Linked DNA regions of Homo sapiens: region 1 is linked to region 2. Evidence: chromatin loops called from intact Hi-C (ENCODE). Cell type or tissue: spleen. All regions are shown on one strand. Links, peaks and the distances in the headings refer to the core of each region. The heading gives the core; the rest is flanking DNA. Region 1 has its middle 18 kb from the start of TSPEAR. Region 2 overlaps TSPEAR (thrombospondin type laminin G domain and EAR repeats).

Region 1 (2,900 bases), core at 139-2,638, 130 kb after region 2:
CTGAGGTCAGGAGTTCGAGACCAGCCTGACCAACATGGAGAAACCCCATCTCTACTAAAAATACAAAATTAGCTGGGCGTGATGGCGCATGCCTGTAATCCCAGCTACTCGGGAGGCTGAGGCAGGAGAATCATTTGAACCCCGGAGGCAGAGGTTGTGTTGAGCCGAGATCGCGCCATTGCACTCCAGCCTGGGCAACAAGAGCAAAACTCCATCTCAAAAAAAAAAAAAAAAAAAAAAAAAAAGTATATCTTGGCATTAGTGCTATTCTCAGCATCAGAAGTCAAAATGGCAACTCATTAAGCATCACCACCAGCGATGTTTGTGGTGGGAGAGTGGAGACCATAGACCCCCAGCATTGATAATGTTGGTCCAAGTAAAATGCAAGAACTTCAAATGCAAGGGTCAAAGTGTCCCTTGAATAACCGCATTTTTCTCGGGTAGAATTCCAAATTACAGCGAGTTCATAGCACTGGTCCTGCCCCGCCACGATGACCCACTTGGTGTTGATGGACGAGAACGCGCTTGTGTCTTACTCGTGCAGTTTGCTAAACTAACAACCAAAAGGCCATCGCGCCCTTACAGTTTTATTCCCCGCTGACAGATTTGAGGGGAGCTGTCAGGTGGGAGGCTTCTGAGAGCATTCTAGCCTATTACACCCAGCAAATAGATTACATCACTTAGACATACGTTTGCTTTTAAAAATAACTTTATTTTTCCTACGACACAAGTAATAATAGGTTCCTTGTTGAAACCTCATCACATATGGATGACAAAAAGTAGGAATGAAAACTGATCACAATTTCACTGTCAGAGATAGACACTGAGCATCTCGGCACCGTGCAGCAAGAATGTATGTAGATACCCATGGTAGATAAAAAATATATGATATATGGGCATAAAACATGGACTGTCCCGTCGTCTTCTGTGAGCCGCCAGCACAGCTGATGATGTGGGTGGCACAGGCATTGAGTCACCACTGGGAGTGGCCGTCATCCCTCTCCTGAAGAGACGGGGGATAGGGGGCCTGTGGGGCACCTGGGGATCGTCCCCTCCTCCACATGGCCTGTGCAGCTGGTCAGAGTGAGCTCACCAGGAGCACCGGCTGCTCCCAGCCCTGGGCCCCCTTGAGTTCTCCACCAGCACCCCGCCCCTGCGAATATGCACAGATCAAGGGGACAGGGCCCCGCTGGGCCACAGGCTCAGGACAGGTGACCATCCAAGAGGGCCGGGAAGTGGAGGGTGCTGCACACTGGCCTGCTGGCCCAGTATCACCCGATCTCGTGTCTGCCTCTTGAGCGCTGATGGTGTGCGTCTGTGCCCCTCACAAAACAGCACTGCGGTAAGTCCAAGACACAAGCGGGCCAAAGACTCAAGGCAGTGCAGAAGGCGGCACGTGTTCCAGGGGAACACGGCACCCCTGACCATAGCAAGAGGCACAGGAAAGCGGCCTGCAGCAGGGAGGGGGCGGAGAGCCTGGTGTCTTCTGCATCCTAGGGAGCCAGGCTGCCTGTGCCCCAGTGGCTTCTCCATAACTTCTGGGTTCTGTGGATGTCCCCTGCAGCCGGGACTCCTGACCGAGGCAGCTCCGTCAGGGTCCAACTGATTCCCCGCACATTGGGCAAGAGGTGGTTCCTAATCACACATCAGCTTCTTGATGACCGTTAGTGGATTTTGGCTGCTGTAAGAAAATACCACTGACTGGGTGTTTCAACAACAAGCTGTGTTCCTCACAGTCTAGGGGCTGGAAGTTGGAGGCCAAGGTGGCAGCAGGGTCGGGTTCTGGCAAGGACACTCTTCCTGGTTTGCTCGCGGCTGTCTTCTTCTTGCACCCTCATGTGGCAGACAGAGCAAAAGTGACAGCATGCTCTCTGGGGTCTCCTTCATAAGAGGACCCCATCATGAGGGCCACAACCTAATCACCTCCCAAACGCCCTGCCTCCTAGCGCCACCACACCAGGGTTAGAATTTCTATATAGGAACTCTGGGGAGATGCAATCGGCCCATAACATTCTATTCCTGACTCCGAAATTGTACGTCCTTCTCATGTGCAAAACACATTCATTTCACCCCTCCAACCCCAAAGTGGTGGCTCGTTCTGCCATCAGCTCTAAAGTCTAAAGTCCAAAGTCTCATCTAAACATCATCTAAATCAGATACGGGTGACACTCAAAGTTTACTTCCTCCCTAGCTGTGAACCTGTAAAATGGAACAAGTTACATGCGTTTAAAATACAATGGTGGGAGAGCCATATGACAGACTTTCCCATTCCGAAGGGGGAAATGGGAAGGAAGAAAAGGGTAACAGGTCCCATGGAGCCTGGACCCCAATAGGGCAAACAATGTTAAATCTTCAGGCTCAAGAATCATCTTCTTTGGCTTGAGCCCCTGCCCTCCAGACCCACTACGGCCATGGTCCTGCCCCTGCAGCTCTGGGGGGCAGGGGTCATGCCTGCAAGGCTCTGGGCAGCCCTGCCCCCAAGGCTTTGGGCAGGGAGCATCTGGCCTGTTGCTCCCAGGGAGCAGCTGCCCATGTGGCAGCCCTGATGGACTCTAAATCACCTTCTGGGTCCTTCTTCCCTTGTCTTGAAGAATAGTGCATGTTCACAGCCAAATAGCTCCCTGGTCCTGCTCGGTACAACCCAAGAGGTCAGACGGCCAAACTCACTTCCTTCCCCTCTCTCCCACCTTTGGTTCAAGCTGAGTGTTCCTGCCGGGACAGCTGGTTGTGACTGTGGTTCACACCCACACAAATCCCCTTATCAGATGGTCATCTGGCTATGCCCTTAATGTTCTCTTCCAAACACACATTCTCATTTTTTTACATTATGCATAGGCTGAGGATTTTCCAAATCTTTAAGTTCTGGTTTCTTTTTGTTTAACAGCTTGGTCTTGAAATCA
Region 2 (2,900 bases), core at 121-2,620:
CATGCTGCCAGCAGTCTAGCTGCCAGTCAGCTTGCTGCACCTCCTCCCCCTGCCAGCAGGCCTGCTGTGTGCCCATCTGCTGCAAGCCTGTCTGCTCTGGGATTTCCTCTTCGTGCTGCCAGCAGTCTAGCTGTGTGAGCTGTGTGTCCAGTCCCTGCTGCCAGGCGGTCTGTGAGCCCAGCCCCTGCCAATCAGGCTGCATCAGCTCCTGCACGCCCTCGTGCTGCCAGCAGTCTAGCTGCAAGCCGGCTTGCTGCACCTCCTCCCCTTGCCAGCAGGCCTGCTGTGTGCCTGTCTGCTGCAAGCCCGTCTGCTGTGTGCCCACCTGCTCTGATGATTCCGGTTCATGCTGCCAGCCAGCTTGCTGCACCTCCTCCCAAAGCCAGCAGGGCTGCTGCGTGCCCGTCTGCTGTAAGCCTGTGTGCTGTGTGCCCGTCTGCTCTGGGGCTTCCACTTCATGCTGCCAGCAGTCTAGCTGCCAGCCGGCTTGCTGCACCACCTCCTGCTGCAGACCCTCCTCCTCCGTGTCCCTCCTCTGCCGCCCCGTGTGCAGGCCCGCCTGCTGCGTGCCCGTCCCCTCCTGCTGCGCCCCCACCTCCTCCTGCCAGGCCAGCTGCTGCCGCCCAGCCTCCTGTGTGTCTCTCCTTTGCCGCCCCGCATGCTCCCGCCCGGCCTGCTGTGGCCCCACCTCAACCCAGAAGTCCAGCTGCTGAGTGATCTCCTTAAGATCATCCAAAGCCTGAGTGCTCACTGCCACCTGCACCCCTGGATTCTTTACCCTTGACGGCTCTCCACATCCCGCTCCTAAGCCCTGCAGTGGACGTCAGTGGTCAGCTGGCCATCCAGTGTGCGCTTCTCCTCCTAGAAGCAGCTCAGCTGTTTCTCCAAGTCTTGACTTTCCCCCAATTACCCAGCCCTGCTTCCCCAGCAACAGGTGGGCAGTGACCCCAGCAAGGCCAGCGGGTGCTCCCAGGCCATAGCCCGGTGTGGGGAGAAATGAGGGTAGACAGGTACCAACTGGGTTTCTCGTCACTGTCCCAGCTCAGTGGCGAGCCCTGCTCCTCCCCTGCTGTGGGCCTGGGCCTCTTTCTCTGTCTTCCCTGACCACGGGAGCAGGTCAGACCCTTCTAATAAACTCCTTTCCTAAAAAGTACAACTGGAATTCATTCTTGTTGTTCACAACCAAAGACCCCTGCCTGATGCCCCCCACCCGCGGGTGGTCCTGGGCTGCTCCCACGCCACGAGGTCCCTGTCCTTCCCAGGCGTCCTGGCAGCCCTGCACCAGCCTCACCACACGGATGTCCGAGGGGTAGGCAGGACTGAGGGATGGGAGAGGTGAGGGATCCAACAGCAGCGCCTGCCCTGGGTGGGGCTGCTTTGGGGCCTCCCCAGAAACTGGGTTGTGTCCAGCCCCTGGCTCCAGAAAGGAAACCCCATGGCCGTGTGCAGAATGGGTCCACACGGTGGGCGGGGACGGCCATCCTGAGGCCCGCTGGCCGGGCTGGCCCTTGGCTGGCGTCTGGGAACTGGGATTTCCGAGGGGCTCCCCCCGGCCCCGCCTCACTGGGCCTGAGCTGTTTGTACCATGTGGTTTAGGCCGAACACCCACATCCCTGCTGGGAGTCTGGAATTCTGGCGTAGCCCAGGCAGAAGCTGCTCACGTGACCAGTCCCCGGGTACATCACCGGGCAGGGCATCCCCAACATCGCACACGCAGCGTCCCAGCTGCTTGCAGAGGAGTGAGGCGCGTCCTGCGTGACCCCCACCCCAGGAGAGGCCTCCAAAGCTGAGCCTGGTGCCCCTGGACTCGGCCCCAGGAACCTTTCCCTTGGTTGATTTTGCTCAGTGTCCTCCCTGTGGGAAATCACAGCTGTGAATACCACAACCTGTGTGGCCTGTGTCCTCCTGGAGAATCGCCGTCTTGGGGACCCTGACACAGACCCCAAGCTGCCCTTCCCAAGCAATGACAATGCTGTCCTAGGACAGTGCTGGGTGCATTTCTGGTAGTGCTTCCTTTGACTCCTGCTCCAGAGGGGGTGGAGACAGAGAAGGAGGCTGGGTGAGGCCAGGCCATCGTAGGTTTCATGAGGAGCAGAGCCGACCTGCGCCTGCAACGAGCTGTCCCTCCCCTGTGGTGGCCACAGAGGCTGTGGCCTGAAACTCTGGCGTGGGGCTGGAGCACCAGCTGGCAAGGAATAAGCCCCCACATGTCCCACCTGGCACTCCTCTGCCCCTACCCCGGCCCCTGTGCAGAAGAAATGAGCCAGGCTTCTCTCTGGCACCAGGGCTACACCCTAAGTCAGCATCCCAGGCTTTGCGTCACTGGCTCCCCTCTGGTTCTCCAGGAGGCACCAAGGGGACCCTGTGGTGAGTCCCCCAACTACAGGCACCTGAATCCCACAGACGGCAAGATGGAGGGGCCTTGCTCAGAGAAGCACGTCCTCCTCTGCGGATCCCAGACTCGGCTCCTCCCCTAGGCATGGCCCCAGCAAGCATCCAGGCATGTGAGCCTCTGGGGAAACACGCCCCCCACGCCCCGGGTGTGAACTTCAGGGGAGGTGTGCTGTGGGGCAGAAACATCAAGTTCCCTTCCAAGGGCAACAGGTGGAACTTCAGAACCTCCTGCAAGAGGAAGGGCGTGCCAGGGTGGCTGAGCAGAGAGAAGCAGCCTCCTCCAAGGGGCCATTCTCAGCCGCACCACAGAAGCTGACGGTGGCTGAAACTGCCCTTTGTCACCTGGACATTCACCATTTGCCCTGGTCAACAATGCCTACCGCCATCCCTGGTGAAAGAACCAATATCTCACAAAAAATGCAAAAGGCACAAATCATTAGAGAAAATACTGACAATCTTGAATGCAGCAAAATGCACACAAAAGCATAAGCACACAATCAAAGTTT

Evidence for each region. A loop is a pair of places that touch in the nucleus more often than their neighbours do. Peaks named below come from ENCODE experiments on the same cell type or tissue, not always from the same donor. Only the 100,000 strongest peaks of a DNase experiment are listed, where the experiment ranks them.
Region 1: it touches region 2 in a loop (6-fold over the local background); 6 of 110 quality-filtered maps call a loop at or near these places.

What each region holds. Positions count from the first base shown.
Region 1 is chr21:44,728,386-44,731,285 of GRCh38, forward strand. No RefSeq gene overlaps it. Among named protein-coding and RNA genes, the nearest start is that of TSPEAR, 18 kb to the left of the region's middle. RefSeq lists enhancers at 1,968-2,468, 2,469-2,900. In spleen, for the core only: no CTCF peak of the experiment used is centred there; a DNase peak (open chromatin) is centred at 1,346; H3K27me3 peaks cover 1,634 bases.
Region 2 is chr21:44,601,022-44,603,921 of GRCh38, forward strand. All of the region lies in intron 1 of TSPEAR (thrombospondin type laminin G domain and EAR repeats), which reads right to left. KRTAP10-7 (keratin associated protein 10-7) reads left to right here. Exons shown (of 1, transcript NM_198689.3): 1 at 1-1,153. The coding sequence ends at 713. Among named protein-coding and RNA genes, the nearest start is that of KRTAP10-7, 1.9 kb to the left of the region's middle. RefSeq lists enhancers at 1-209, 210-969, 1,068-1,924, 1,925-2,779. In spleen, for the core only: no CTCF peak of the experiment used is centred there; no DNase peak of the experiment used is centred there; H3K27me3 peaks cover 2,369 bases.